Linked DNA regions of Homo sapiens: region 1 is linked to region 2. Evidence: chromatin loops called from intact Hi-C (ENCODE). Cell type or tissue: endothelial cell of umbilical vein. All regions are shown on one strand.

Region 1 (8,000 bases), 880 kb after region 2:
ACTTCAAATCATTAAGGAAATATTATTTAATAAATATTAATAGCCAACTATACAGCCACTTGTTTTCATTAAACATTTAAATATTTACATGAAAATGACAAATTCCAGAAATGTACCTGGAAAAGGGGTGGATGTAAACAGGCCTGTCTTTCCAGGCCTCAGGAATAACAGCAGAGCAAGGCCTCCAACTCTACTCTTTTGCAAAACACTAGGACGTCATAAGGCCTTCTGTGCAGAGAGCTGGGGATTAGGGTGGTGGCGGGGGGAGAGAGGTCTCAACAAGAGACAATAGCAGGGCCAGAAATAAAAGGTTGGTCCTATGTGATAAAGCAAATCTTGGGCCAATAGTGCCTGTCCCCCAAGAAGCGGACCAGCAAAGGGAGCTGCTCTAGCTTGCCACCAAGAACGATGAATATCCCCTCCTTCCTCCAAATGTAATGAGATTATCTGCACATATTCCTTTATATGAGTTTCTGTATGTTTCCTTCCTGAGAATTTATAAAAAGCCTCTTACTAGGTAAAGTATATGAAGTTTTTAACGTCTGTAATACATATATATATATATATATAAAAAACCAAGATACTTTCTAGAAGGAGTATACCAATTTTTACTCCCACCAACAGTGTGTGATGTGCTGCCAGTATTGAGTAGTAGCTTTTTTTTTATTTTAGCAAATAGGTGAAGAATTGTATCTCGCTGTTATAAATTGTATTTCCTTGTTGCTAATGAGATTCAAATTGCTTTCAACTTTCAGTCGCCTGTGATTATCCTGGTGTGTGTGCATGTGCACACAGATGTGTATGTGTGTGCAAATGTGTGTGTATCCTCTGCTTTAGACTGCTATTCTTTTAAATTGGCTATGTCAGTATAATTTCATCTCTCTACATACCAATGTCTTGTCATGCTGACTATAATGGAACTTGGTCATAAGATCACCCAACATAAGACTTCTAACTGTCAGAGGAAGGTTTTACAGACTGTGCAGAATTTACCTGTTGATAGAGGTTAATTATAAATGTTTGTTCTTTTCTAAATCTTTCCCAATGCCTCAGCGACTTGTGGAGAGATGCCCAAGATTTGGTTTAAGGTAGCTAGACTTATAAATATTTTAGATTAAGTATACAAAATACATTTATTCAATCAGGGTACTACCCCTGATTGTATAGCACCTGTACAGCACTTTTTCTTTCCATTTCAAGTCCAAGTATGGGAACAAGCTCATTATTCTAAACAATGAATAGTACTGGTACCATCTCTTTATAATTTATGTCTTGATTCAACACATAATGCATCTTTTAAAATCATACATTTTTTTCTCGTAAGGGATTCATTTGGCAGGAGACTTTTCTTAATCACATCATGTTTCTTAACAACTCAAAGAGATATTTTAAGACACTTAAATATCTTTCAAATGTTCCCTCCAATTTTTATTTTTAAATCCTTAAATTTCTACTTAGCACAAAGTTTTTCCTTACAACTATTTCTTTTTTAGAATGAATAATAATTCACTGTGAACACATTAATGTAATACTAGTGCAGATCATTTAAAAGCAGTTATTCAAAGTAATAATGCTCATTCTCAGTCTACAATCACTTGGCCACATATTACATCTTGACCCTTTCATTTATTGAGCAACTACTATAAATTGACACTATGCTCTGTCGTCATGAATGTGAACAAGACAAAGACTCAACAATCAAAGTGTTTATAATTAAGGTTGCCAGGTTTAGCAAATAAAAATATTAAATTTTTGGTTAATGTGAATTCTAGATAAATTCTTTTTAGTGTCAGCATGTTTCAAATATTTTATGGGATTTAGTTATACTAAAAAACATTTAGTGGCATGAACCCGGGAGGTGGAGCTTGCAAGGAGCCAAGATTGTGCCACTGCACTCCAGTCTGGGCAACAGAGCAAGACTGTCTCAAACAAACAAACAACAACAGCAAAAAAAATTTAGTTCATCTGAAATTCAAACTTAACAGGGCATTTCATATTTTTTCTGGAAATTTAGTTATGATCTAATAGAAGAATAATAAAAATCATGATGTATTTAATAAAGATAAAATAAACAGTTGTATTAAGCACTAGAAAATAGGAGCTTAAGCTAGGCGTGGTGGCTCACACCTGTAATCCCAGCACTTTGGGAGGCCCAGGTGAGCAGATTACTTGAAGTCAGGAGTTCGAGACCAGCCTGGCCAACGTGGTGAAACGCTATCTCTACTAAAAATACAAAAATTAGCTGAGCGTGGTGGCTCATGCCTGTAATCCCAACTACTCTGGAGGCTGAGGCAGGAGAATTGCTTGAACCCGGGAGGCGGAGGTTGCAGTGAGCCGAGATTGCGCTACTGCACTCCATCCTGGGTGACAGAGTGAGACTCCCTTTCAATCAATCAATCAATCATCATCAATAAAATAGTAGTTTAATCATGCTATGCAAATTGAGAAGTGGAAGATAAGAGAAGGATTTATTAAAGAGTTGTTTCTGAACTGGGTTTCAAGCAAGCAAGTTATATTCAGACAAATGGTAACCACTGGAGTTCCAGAAAAGGGGGAAGGCAGAAGTAATGTTGGACTCAAGAAAAGAGCCACATTTATCCTCATAATTGTGGTCCATTTGGGCTGGCAAAGAAGTTTATACTGGGAGATATAAAACAAGCGGTACCATAAATAATGTAGGTAAGTCTAAAGTGATAAAGTATGAAAAATATGCCGGGCGCCTGTAGTCCCAGCTACTCGGGAGGCTGAGGCAGGAGAATGGCGTGAACCCGGGAAGCGGAGCTTGCAGTGAGCCGAGATTGCGCCACTGCAGTCCGCAGTCCGGCCTGGGCGACAGAGCGAGACTCCGTCTCAAAAAAAAAAAAAAAAATATGCACCACATTATAGTTCTAGTATATTAATTGTAAATTCAAGGGTACAATAGTTCAACAGTACGGCTCGGTGATGTAATTTCTGTCTAGGAAAAACAGCTATTTATATCAAGAGTTATAGCCCCCTCTACTGGTCAAAAGGAGAAAAATCCTCCGTTGATACCAAAATACAGTGGTTGGACAGACTGGATATTTCATTAGAAACCATTTAGTAATATTGGCAGTTTTGTGGAATGTCTTATTTTAAGCTGCACAAGTCTTTTTATAAATACTGCAATTCAGAAACGAATTAATAATACAAAACACTCCAAAAGTTGGGGGATTCCTTTAAAGCCATTAAATGGAAAATGTTAGATTGTTCAAATGAAGCTCACTCAAGTTCTTGCTTTCCTCACCAAGATTAGGGTTCTTTTCTGTCTAATCTGACCAAAAGTCCCCAGATGGCAAACACTAAGTCTGTTATAAAATACATTTTCTAACTACCTATAAAAGAACTATGTGTAAATAAGACTTACTCTGTGAGCCTGTAGAAATACTGCTTTCATCCCAAACCCATGGAAATGAGCACTGCAAGAGCGGCTTAGCAATCTTCAGTTGAAACAATTGGCCCCGAGTGGTTCTTATTGGACCACTTTGGGAGCATTTCTCCAAAGGAAATACTCTTCAGTACACTAAACTTCTTCAGCTGCTAACTTGCTGATTGACTCCTGGGTACCCTCAATTAATCAGCACCACCTGTTTAACAAAAGCAAATCACTCCCTATTGTCTGTTAGATCAACTCTGAAATCTCTCTCTGGCAGGAATTTAATCTCTCCGCCAGCTGGTCTTGACTCACCTGCTCACATTCCTGTCCAAAGCCTGGATTCCAGCGAGGGTTCCTCCTCATTGTTCCCCGCTCTGCCATGGGTCTCCCTGAAAAAAAAAAATCACCCCTACAGGAAAATGTAACTTCTCCTCTCTTTTCAGGGTCTACCTCAAGTCTCCACATCTACTGTACTGTGCAGCTACCACCTACCATGTCTTAACTCTCTAAATCCTTCATATTCATTATGTTTTAGACTTGCTCCTCTATGTCATGTTGTATTTACTGTTTTCTTGTCAATTTCTGAGCCAATACATGTGTAGGACCCCCTGGAAGGTTAATAATTTGGTACCTTTCTAATTCATGTTAGTTACATGTTAATCCAGAAGAGATTCATGGGGTATGAGGAAGCACATAGGGCAGGGACCACAGAGCACAGTCACTACCCTACTGTTTCGAAGACCTTCCTACTTCACTCCCTAAAACACAAGCCCTACAGTATGGCGTATCTCTAAGGGTCTCACCACCCTCTTCCTCACCCTCAAGAAGCTACTTGAAAACATTCATTCCAGACACACATAGTGCATACTCTCAGAAATGATTTGTTTATAGGATCTTCTCGGTCTTGTTATTTTTCTACTGATATTTGGCATGCCCTCCAGACTGAGACACAGCAGTTGCCTGGCTAGCCTACTCTGTGGCCAGCTCTGTATATATTAAAGTAGTGCTTGGCTCCTCAGCTACCATGTTCAGATACTTTATTTTAGTCTTCTGTATGTGCAATGGGATCTGTCATAATTCAGCATACACTAAAACTGTTTTTCTTCTTTTTTTCTTCACCTTTTGAGTTTGGGGTTACATGTGCATGATGTGCAGGTTTGTTACAAAGGTAAACATGTGCCATGGTGGTTTGCTGCATAGATTATCCCATCACCTAGGTATTAAGTCCAGCATCCATTAGCTATTCTTCCTAATGCTCTTCCCCCCTCCACACTGCAGCAGGCCCCAGTGTGTGTTGTTCCCTGCCATATGTCCATGTGTTCTCATGGTTCAACTCCCACTTATCAGTGAGAATATGTGGTGTTTGTTTTTCTATCCCTACATTAGTTTGCTGAGGATAATGGCTTCTAGCTCCATCCATGTCCCTGCAAAGGACATGATCTCATTCCTTTTTATGGCTGCATAGTATTCCATGATGTATATGTACCATATTTTCTTTATCCAGTCTATCATTGATGGGTATTTAGGTTGATTCCATGTCTTTGCTATTGTGAATAGTGCCGCAGTGAACATGCATGGGCATGTATCTTCATAATAGAATGATTTATATTGCTTAGGGTATTATATACCCAGTAATGGGATTCCTGGGTCAAATGATATTTCTACCTCCAGGTCTTTGAGGAATTGTCACACTGTCTTCCATAATGGTTGAACTAATTTGCACTCCCACCAACAGTGTAAAAGTGTTCCTTTTTCTCTACAACCTCACCCGCATCTGTTAGTTTTGACTTTTTAATAATAGGAATTCTGACTGGCATGAGATGGTATTTCACTGTGGTTTGATTTGCATTTCTCTAATGATCAGAGATGTTGAGCTTTTGTTTCATATGTAAAACTCTGGATAAATACTTGAAAAATTGACCATAATCATGGACAATCATCATTATACTGCTGTCTACCATCTCTGGTTTAAGGGCATTAAGGAGGTTTTACATCAGCATTTTGAATTTGTTTATGTTTTCAGGCTGCAAAAGTACAATTCTTTAAGGTATATGTATTACTTCAATAGAAGAATGCCTTACATACCATATAGTTACTTTAGCAATTCCAAACAACCTAAAGAATTTAATTTCTAGCCATATGACTGACAAATTAACCTGACGACACCAACACTAAAGCACTAGAAAAGCTAAATACAAGTTAGCAAACATTCTTCTGGGGCAAAGTACCTAAAAATACATAAGAGAAAAAGGATATTATCCAAAAATGTCAGGTATATTTGACAAAGAACCAAACATAAAATTGGAATATTTATTAGAAAGTAAATTTACTTGTTATAGCAGAAAACCCCTAAATATTCAAACTCTAAGACTATTATATTCACTTCTTTGACATAAGGTTTGTGTCTGCAATTATGTCTCAGCCATTGTGATCCAGAACATCAAGCTATTTTGTGTATATTATATTCAGGATTGAATTTCAGCCAGGACACAGCATAGTACATGAGACATGGCAGATACCCAATAACAGTTCGCTACATTGTTTGAAATGAACAAACCACCTTAGACTAAGTACTCTGATTTAATTAGCAAGCATCAATTTGATTTGAGAGCACCTATTATCTATTAATGAAACAAAAACAGCAGAATATATATATACACACACACACATCACACACACACAATTTATCTGATGAAGTTGCACACTAGGTATACCAGTTGTTCATTGCTACAAAGCAAATTGCTACAAACGTTGTGGCTTTAAGCAATATTAATTTGTTATATCACAGCCAGGTAGGTAAGTAAGAACTCTAGGATGACCTGACTCATTCATGGCTGGATTCTTTTCATAGGGTCTCCCAGTACCGAAACCACGGTATCAGCCGGTTGGTCTATTATTTGGAGTATATGGAAGAATCCACGTCTAAACTCATCCAGATTGTTGGCAGAAGTGGAGGTCCCCGTTTCCTTGCTGGCTATCAGCTGGAAGCCACTCTCAGCTCCTAGAGGCCACCTGCATTCCTTGGCCTCTAGGAGCTGGGAGTGGTCCCATCCATCTTTGAAACCAGCAAAGATGCATCAAATCCCTTTCCAAGCTTTGGATCCCTGATTCGTTTCACCAGTCCATTAAAACTTGGCTTTTAAAGGGGTTCATGTAATTAGATTTTCTCCCTTTTTGCCGTATAATATAATAGAATTTATAATCATGGGAGTGGTATCTCATCATATGCATATTTTCCACGGCACTCAAATGGAATAGAATTACACAAAGGTAAGGACTATTGGGGTCTTCTCTAGAATTCTGCCTACTGCATGCCAAGTGTGTTACTTAGTTGGTAGTTATGCTATATATTAAAAGAAGATAGAACATGGCCAGGTGCAGTGGCTCACACCTGTAATCCCAGCACTTTCGGAGGCTGAGGCGGGCGGATCACCTGAGATCAGGAGTTCGAGACCAGCCTGACCAACATGGAGAAACCACGTCTCTACCAAAAATACATAAATTAGCCGGGCATGGTGGCACATGCCTGTAATCCCAGCTACTTGGGAGGTTGAGGCAGAAGAATTGCTTGAACCTGGGAGGCAGAAGTTGTGGTGAGCCGGGATCATACCATTGCACTCCAGCCTGGGCAACAAGAGTGAAACTTCGTCTCAAAAAAAAAAAAAAAAAGAGAGAAGAAGATAGAACATATACTTATTAATTTAACAAACATCTATAGCACTCCATGTACCAGATGCGATTACTACAAAGATTAATAAACCATAGTCCCTGCCCCCAAGGAGATTGACTTATAAATATGTCTTTACTGTGGTGAGTGCAAGAATGGAGAACTCTTGAAGATATAAGAGATGTGTCTGAAACTTGACATGGGACCCAGATGGGTACTAGCACGAGATACTAAAATCTAAGCAGCATATCAGATGGTAGAGGGCCTTGCACATCATGCTAAGGGATTTGGTTGTATTCTGTAGTTGATACAGAGCCCTTGGTAGTTATCAAGCAAGGGAATGGCATGAGATTCCTGCAAACAGCAGCCATCCAGACATTGACAATGTCACTAGCAATAAATAGTATAATACCAGCTTCAGCATATGCAGACTGACTCACTATTATCCTTACTGTTTGGGGAGAAGCAAATTCTAACGACCTAGTGGCCAAAAATATTAGTGCAATTTTCAAAGGAACCTAATTTGTTAACTCAACCATCATCTCGGCACTGAGAAAATCTGACTCAACCCGGCATCTCTTCCATCGATATTCTGTGACAAATTTCTAATTCACCATAATCTACTATGTCATCCTTCCAAACTTTCATGACTTTCCCACCCACCCTCTGCCAGGCTTTTCAACTACCCACAAAAAAAAAGATTTTTTTATAGACTAGAATTGAAGTTTTGCACACATTTGTTTTTTAAAAAGCTGCACATTTTTTACCTGCTGTTGCTTCCTGAGAAAAGGTTACAGGAATCTCAAGTAAATTTTAATGAGTTGGCTTCTTGGGTCTCAGAACTGATTTATGTAGGGAAGCATTTGAGATTTTGTAGTAAGTGCATGGTTGACATGAATTATCACGTAGGTGTACACCATTCCACATACATAGTCCTCT
Region 2 (8,000 bases):
GGGCACGGAACATAGCTGAAGCAATAACACTGGCGGCCTTCTGCTAGATAAAGTTTCTGTTTGGATGAAGTGGCTTCAAAAATAATAATAATTAAAATTTTTTAGCACAAGGTAAGGCCCCTGTGCACCTCTGCCCCCTTGGCTGGTCTTTCTGACTGGCACAGATAATTGAAATGGATCACTAATGGCTGGGCAAGCAGGTCGGGGCGCCACGCAGAGCTAACTGGCCCTCGTCATGTTGGATTCTGTGACATTAATCTGATTAGCTCTAACTTGCTGAGCTAATTGCACCGTTAGTTGCATGCCTTTTCTTCCTTTGGTTTAACATTGAATAGATCGTGTTACATGAATCCTAGCTTCTATTTTGGTGAGCGATAGTGCTTCAACCTGTGAAAATAACTTTGCCGTTTGCTTTGTAGGAGTACAGGTAGAATCCGGATACAGTGATACATTTACTGACTGACCTTTTTTTTTTTCTTTTCTTTTTAGTTACCTTATCCCATATCACACAACTGGTCCTCAGCCATAACAAGCTAACAAGTAAGTGATGTTTCTCATTTGTTACAGTTTCTGACATTTAGGTAATCCTATGGCACTGCTGAGTCTGTTACTGTTTCCTTGGGAGAAACTAATGAAGAATGATTATTTGCAGAAACCTTAGTTTACTTTGGTGACACTAAGATGAGAATATTGTCATCCTGTATTTTGTCCTTTTGTAGTTAGCTCTACTTTGAAGATTCTTTTCTTTTTTTTGAGACAAGGTCTTGCCGTGTTACCCAGGTTGGTCTTGAACTCCTGGGCTCAAGCGATCGTCCTGCCTTGGCCTCCCAAAGGGCTGGGATTACAGGCATGAACCGTGGCGCCTGGCCTGAAGATTCTTTCTTATCATGTTTATAAACCAAAGAGAAAAAAAATGACATTGTTGCTCTGGAAGTGGTTCCATTCAGAGATAGTAAATGCTATGCTGACCTGAATTGCCAGACCATTGGTGAGCATTTCATGAGCAAAACTTACTTGAAAGCATTGAAAACTTGAAATTGTTAGAACAAGTTCTTTGTTTTCATTTATATTTCCTCCTCGAAAGGGAAAGTTTTAACTGTTTAATACACTTTCTGTCCCTGCTTGATGGAGGAAAAGATGCAAAATTGTATACATGATATACCTTTACATCTGCATTTTTCAAATTTTTGAGTCTGGCTTCCCCAAAAGAAAAATTCTGCTGGGTATCCATAGAGCCCCACAGTAGACGTATCTGCTTAGCATAGATGAATGCCTATTTTTATATGACTATCTTGTGTGCATGATGGGCCGTTTTCTTCGTAGAGCTGTGGCTTTAAAGATTTTAATGACAGGGACCCACGCTCCTTTCCCATTCCTAATGACTCAGTTCTTTTTGCTTGCCATTTTTCTTGCAGACTTGAATGATTTTCTAATCATGTGGCAAGAATTTGTGAAGGAGCTTTCCGAGTCCAGTGAAATTGAGCAGAATGTCATGTTGAGGGATTTGTGTCATGAATTTATGTGTGTATGTGCATTATATACAGCTTGAAGCGATGTCACAGAGCTGTTGATTATTGAGAATTAAGAGTGGCAGCAGGGTCCCCTCATGTGCAAGAAACAAGTGGATTAGTCGTTGTTAGCCAAAGCGTATATTTGTAAGGCAAAGGCAGAGTGACGGCACAGTTGTCACACTTAAGTAGTGGTGGCCACAGAAGCCAAAAGTGAGACCTACAAGTCATGTGTGGTCATTGTTGTAACAGGTAATTTATTGCCGGTTCCATTGTTTTTCTGGGAAATGGTCCCGTGGTCCACAGAGACCAGATTCTCAGTTCAGAAGGGATTCATGGTCTGTTTTGAAGCGTGGACCACGTGATTCCTAAATCCCCCAAGATTTGTGAGCAGTAATAACTGACATGTTCTGTTGTGTAGTTTAGTAAAGTATTTCTTAATTGCTAAGCTTACCATTGTTACAACAATGATACCTTGTTTTGCTTATCTTGTGCAAACCAGTTTACACAAGAAAGCAAAACTGGCCAGGATCAGTGACCGATGCCTGTAATCCCAGCACTTAGGAAGGCTGAGGTAGGAGGATTGCTTGAGCCTAGGAGTTTGAGACCAGCCAAGGCAGCATACTGAGGCCCCCATCTCTACCAAAAATCAAAAAATTAACCGGACATAGTGGGTCCAGCACCTGTGGTCCCAGCTACTGAAGAGGCTGAGCCCAGTAGGTCGAGGTTGCAGTGAGCCATGATGACGACCCTGCTCTGCAGCCTGGACGACAGAGGTAGACCCTGTCTCCAACAGGAAGAAAGCAAAACCTTTATTTCTATTATATCATTCATTGATCTCTTCTTTAAAAACATCTTTCAGATCACTGTAGTTTATTTCTTTTTACATCTTCACAAAGATAGAAATCTCAGGAGTCAATGGATCAGTTTCTTCCTCCAGGCATTATAATATTAGGTTAATTTAGAGGAGCATATTTATATGTGGAGTTACATTGTGTTGGCCATTCAGGAGACTGACTGTGAAAGAATCCAAACTTTATATTTCTGCCTTGCCAGTTTTTTTTTCCTTTTCTTCACTCCATTTGAGACACTCTTGACCTAATCCAGTAAACTCTAATTAATAGTCTTGGTAAATTCTGTTTCAAGCCATCCTGAGTAGCGTCACTGACACCCGATCTGTTTCAGTAAGGTCAAATTAGCATCCTTTACTATTTTTCTGGCATTTAAATGAATGACTTTGCTATGGTTTTTCAAGTGTTTATAGTAAATATGTCCATTTGATGGAAATATAAATATGCATTAAGTGTAAGTGGCTAGGCACACCCTGCTGTCACTTTTTATGGTAATCAGTGTCTTTCACTTTCTGTTGTTTTTAATAGGGACCAGCTGACAACGCCACATTAAAACCACAGGGACTCAAAAGATAACTCCCCCACCCCCTCACCCGGCACTGCTTTTATCTTGCAAAAGTATTCATGTTTTTCTCTTAGTATGCCAATTACACCGTTCTCTGACATTTCCACTTATGTACTCATGGAAGGAATGAATGGTTTACTCAAACTGGGACATTGATTTGGGGACACTGTTGACTCCACTGACTTAAGATCTACAGGGTTATTGAAACAGTGTGGCACGTGGTTGACTTGCCTTTTCTTGCCAGTGGTTTTGGCCTTGACATGTCTACCCAGGGCAGTAAAAGTGAGGCGACAAGGAAGCTGAAAGTGGGATCTGTGATTCTGAAATTCCTCAAGAATCTGGGAGCAGAAATTCCTGAACTTTTAAATACTGCAGTTCATAAAAATATTAATGTATTGTCAAGCTAATTGCTGTTAATGCTCCAAGACTATTATGGTGCCCCTATTTGAATTTAAACCTGGGAGCTTGGGGCAGCGTTGATGGGTTTTTGAAGTCAGCGGGGGACTTAATCTGTCTGTAGCAACTTTCCTAGATATGTATATATGCATGATGTGTTTAAGGAGACGGGAAGAATAGTTGCAAGTGAATTTTTTTCTTCTGCCTTTTTGCTATGAATGGGCAGGTACTAACTTTGAATGCAACAAAGTCATTGGCAAAGTCAGAATGCAAAGCCATCCTGGCCCAATGGGAAGAGTTTCAGATTGAAGATCCTTTCGGAAATAATGCTTTCTTTGAGCACCTGCCTGTGATGCAGTACGCACCTGGCAGAAGGCTGGCTTACTCTCATGCACTCACTGCCCCTCTCTGCCTTTCAGAAACTGCCCTAATCTGCCCCACATCCCATGCCAGCCTCTCCTCTCCATTTGCTGCTCTAGGAAGATGGATCATCTTCTGTCCCCCCGTAGCCCTGCCTCTGGGCCCAGGATCTACTCTTGCCTGCCTCTCCTCCTCCCTCCTCCTCTCTACCAGCCTCTCCCCATCCTCCCCTGGGGGCCCCCTGGCTGGTCTGGCCCATCTGAAGCCTTTCCTCCCCAAACTCTCTTGCATGTAGACTCTTTAACTCTAGCATGGCATTCCCTGTCCTTCTCTTCCTTTGTGTTTTTTTTCTCTCTCCAAATAGATGGTCAGCTTTTGTGGAAGCATGGATCATTTCATATTCTTCCTGAATGCCTGTGACTGGGCCCTTAGTGGCTTCGCAGTAATTACCTGTATAAACCGAGTGTTCATTGCTCCCAGGAGGTATGTGAATGACAGGGAAGGGCAGAGAGGAAACTGCTGGCTGGAGAGAAAGTGGGGAACATTGGGATCAGATGGTTTCTTTGGGATTAACTGGTATAGGGACTTGAGTAGATGTGGCTGCCACAGACTTCTGTTTCTTACTCGTTGTGTGCTCATTTCAAACATGGTAGAGCGTGATGCTCTAAAGATACATGACCTTCAGCCTGGGCAACATAGCAAGACCCCATCTCTTAAAAAAAACATGAGCCAGGCATCTCAGCTACTGTGGAGGCTGTAGTGTGAGGATCACTTCAACCCAGGAGTTTGAGGCTGCAGTGAGCTGTGATTGTACTACTGCACTCCAGCCTGGGTGACAGGGCAAGACCCTATCTCAAAAAAAAAAAAAAAAAAAAGGTATATGACCTTATGTCCAATAAATGATGGCCATCTCATCTTTACAATCATAGAGCCAAGGAATGATGGGCTGTGATGTGTTACTCAGGCACACAAAGGACTCGCAGCCAGGGAAACTGTTTTCATGACCGCTCAGATGCGTGGGAAGGCAGCAATAATGCCGAAGGTCATCTTCCTGTGTTTCTTTGCTTTTCCTTCCTGCCCCTGGCCTCTGTGGTTACCCTCCCTTTCAAGCCACTGTCAGCTGAGTCTTTTTTAGTCTGCTCCTTAATCCAATCCCTAGGTTTTATGGTGTTTTGGAAGTGTGAGCTTTGTAAATGCTTTCCTACTTGTTTTTTGTTTTTAAAAAGGAGTTTCTTTTGGGGACAACCATTTTAAGACTTGTCCACTAGAGGTCACTGTTGAGACACATATGTCTCCTCCAGGTTTTGTACCTAAAGATTAGAAACCACCTTTGTTGTGAGAATAAATTTTGTGCAGGCTCTCCGGCCCTGCACCACAGGGCATGTTGCTATTGCTGCTTACACAGTGCAGTTTTTACCACATTTAAGGTAAATCCTTATAGAAGGAGGTATGCTGTGTTTTTTGTTCTCCTACCATGAAAATATTCAGTTTCACGTATCATTTTTTAGTGTTTATTATGGCTACTTTCTCAAATTAGAAACATTTCTCTTCCTCCAATATCCTTACGTTGAAAGAATTATACTGCTTTCCATAGTATTTTGTATTGGGCATATTTGAGTTTTTTTTTTTAATCTGTGGAAGAAAGTTTGAAGTATTTATGTAACCAGATTTTAATTCAAAAATAACTGTAAAAATCAGGAAAATGTGTATTTTGTGCATATTTATGCTGATTCGTATACTGCTCAATTCCATTGTGTTGGGGAGAATATGAAATGAATGTACAACAGGAAATGAATTGCATTCTGTAGCAGTGATAAAACAAGCTCTGGGCATTACGTTTTTAAGTGAAGTTTTCCTTAAGTTTTAAAAAAATTTTATTCCAACAGCAAAACCCACACGTAAACATTGCAAGCTACTACTGCACTCCAGCCTGGGTGACAGGGCAAGACCCTATCTCAAAAAAAAAATTAAAAAAAAATAAAAATATGACCTTATGTCCAGTAAATGATGGCCATCTCATCTTTACAATCATAGAGCCAAGGAATGATGGGCTTAAATACGGCAGTAGTTTTTTTTTTTTTTTTTAAATTTTGTGACCCATGTGTGTTGAGGATTAGACATTCGTCATTTTGTGCAAGAAATAACCAAGGATATCTTTTTGCTCTGTGCAAACATTGAGGAGCCGACATTTATGTAAAACTTTTCAAAAGTGTGGGTCTCTGAATGTAATTGTTTAGTTTTATACTTTTAACTGCCATGTAAAACCTTTTCCTGAGGTATTGGCAGTTTTGCCTACAATTTCAGGTCTTCACTGTGACCATATCTCATCATTTAATGCATCGGAAATGGCCAGGCAGGTAGTAAACCTAAGTTTTATGGCAAAATGTGGGTTTTTTTTTTTTAATATACACTATTTCCTATTAGTTACAGCTTATGTATGAATTTAGAATTATAACAAACAAGAAATACTAAGATACCTTCTTTGGTGGTTTCAATAATTTATTTATCAAAGATAATATTCTAAGTACATAGAATTTAATACTTTTAAATTTTATGCAGATGTATACATTGATTATCTACCATAAGTCATATTATAAACAAATTAAGCAGCATATTTCACATGAAAATACTGCATTCTTAAAATTTGTAGATCCAATTATAATGAAGAAAATTTAGCAGTTTTTAAAAAGCATAATACATTGAAACCTTTTTATGCAGACATAATAGATTGCTGGGATGATTGAGAAGAATTAACTGTCTGAATTCCTGAGGACGACCTTCACCACTCTTCTCAGACCTTGCTGTTCTTAAGTCTGTAGTTATTCCCTCCTTCATAGATTATTTGTCATGCTTTATGCAAAAGTTCTTGTGCATGGCTTGTATGAAATTAAACCATGAGGGGGGAATATGTAAAATAAATGGTCTCTGTGTCATGAATTTATCTTGTGACAATATCAAAACAACTTGCTGTTCGCATTTTAACAGAGTGTAAATGTGTTTATAATACAGAGGCTTTGATCAATAACTTATTTTTTTAAATTACTGCACATTTATCAGTTTGCTTCTCTGCCATCATTAAAAGATGAGAGTTAAAAAAATATGCATAGTATCTTTGAGTCTAACAGCTATTAATTAAACAATATCTATCTGATGGTACCGGTAGTCAGGTTACCATAAAAAAGCACTGGCAGTTGGGCATGTGTTGCGATTTTTTGGCTGTAGTGAGTGAGCACCTGAGATCATGCTATGGGAGGGTCTGTTGACCCAGGAACCCAGAACCAGTGCAGCCAAGGCCAGCGAATGAAGTCGAAGACGTGTCCTGCCGGTGGCATCTAATCTGTCCTCAGCTTGTAGACTGTGGCCACCCCCCACCCCCATTCCTTTTGTTGTCAGCCCCACCAACCAAAATGTACCTGTTCTAGAATCCTTTTTCTAGAGGTCCTGTTTTGTGCTAAGCGGAAGCCAGCTAACGTGCTAATTCCTCCACAATATATTTTTAAATGGAACCACCCCAATCGTGAGAACTTCAGAACGGTGGCAGGCTGTGGAGAAAATAAGACGGGGGAGTGTAAGCCTGTCACTTTCCAACTCATAATTAGCCCATGTGCGGGGCTGATCCTGAAAAAGGTTTCTATTGCTATTGATGATAGAATGTCTATCAAACAGAATTGATTTAATAGCAAAATATTATACGTACATTTTCAGTTGATGCCCTCTCTCCTATATCACTTGATGTGTGTGTACATGTGAGTATGTGTGCAGAATGATAGAGGAGATACACTAAGAGGTGCAATACTTAGGTACATACATTCTTGTAGAGCATCTCTTCTCTTTTTTTATGTTTTTATTTTTTAGAGATAGTGTTTTTATCACCCAGGTTGGAGTACAGTGGCACAATCCTAGCTCACTGTAACCTGAAACTCCTGGGCTCAAGCAAGCCTCCTAGATAGATGTGCACCACCACGCCTGGCTAATTTGCCCAGGCTGGACTCAAACTCCTGGGCTCAAGTGGTCCTCCTGCCTTGGCCTCCAAAAGTACCAGAAATACAGGCCACTGTGAGCCCCTGTGCCCAGCCTTCTTAACTTTTCTTAAGTCACTGATCTTTTTAAATAATAGAGTGAAAACTACAACCCTGATCTGTAGAGAAGTGCACGTGATGGTTGTAATTCCAGCAGAGGCTTGTGGATCCCATTGTGTTCATCCATGAATTCTTTAGAGGTCCATGCAGCTCAGATTTAGAAACTCCAGAATCGGATGAAGATAACACTAGTATGTTTGCATGCAGTGTGGACATAGGGATGCTATTTTTTTGTTTGTTT

Evidence for each region. A loop is a pair of places that touch in the nucleus more often than their neighbours do. Peaks named below come from ENCODE experiments on the same cell type or tissue, not always from the same donor. Only the 100,000 strongest peaks of a DNase experiment are listed, where the experiment ranks them.
Region 1: a loop joins it to region 2, with 12 times the contacts of the local background. A loop is called at or near these places in 63 of 110 quality-filtered maps.

What each region holds. Positions count from the first base shown.
Region 1 is chr10:15,897,771-15,905,770 of GRCh38, reverse strand. No RefSeq gene overlaps it. Among named protein-coding and RNA genes, the nearest start is that of MINDY3, 41 kb to the right of the region's middle. In endothelial cell of umbilical vein, CTCF peaks have their summits at 3,031 (motif pointing left) and 7,560; a DNase peak (open chromatin) is centred at 3,000.
Region 2 is chr10:16,774,574-16,782,573 of GRCh38, reverse strand. It overlaps RSU1 (Ras suppressor protein 1), which reads left to right. Exons shown (of 9, transcript NM_012425.4): 3 at 490-540. Among named protein-coding and RNA genes, the nearest start is that of RSU1, 39 kb to the left of the region's middle. RefSeq lists a silencer at 2,775-2,824. In endothelial cell of umbilical vein, a CTCF peak has its summit at 4,900 (motif pointing right); DNase peaks (open chromatin) are centred at 4,703 and 5,453; H3K27ac peaks cover 2,577 bases.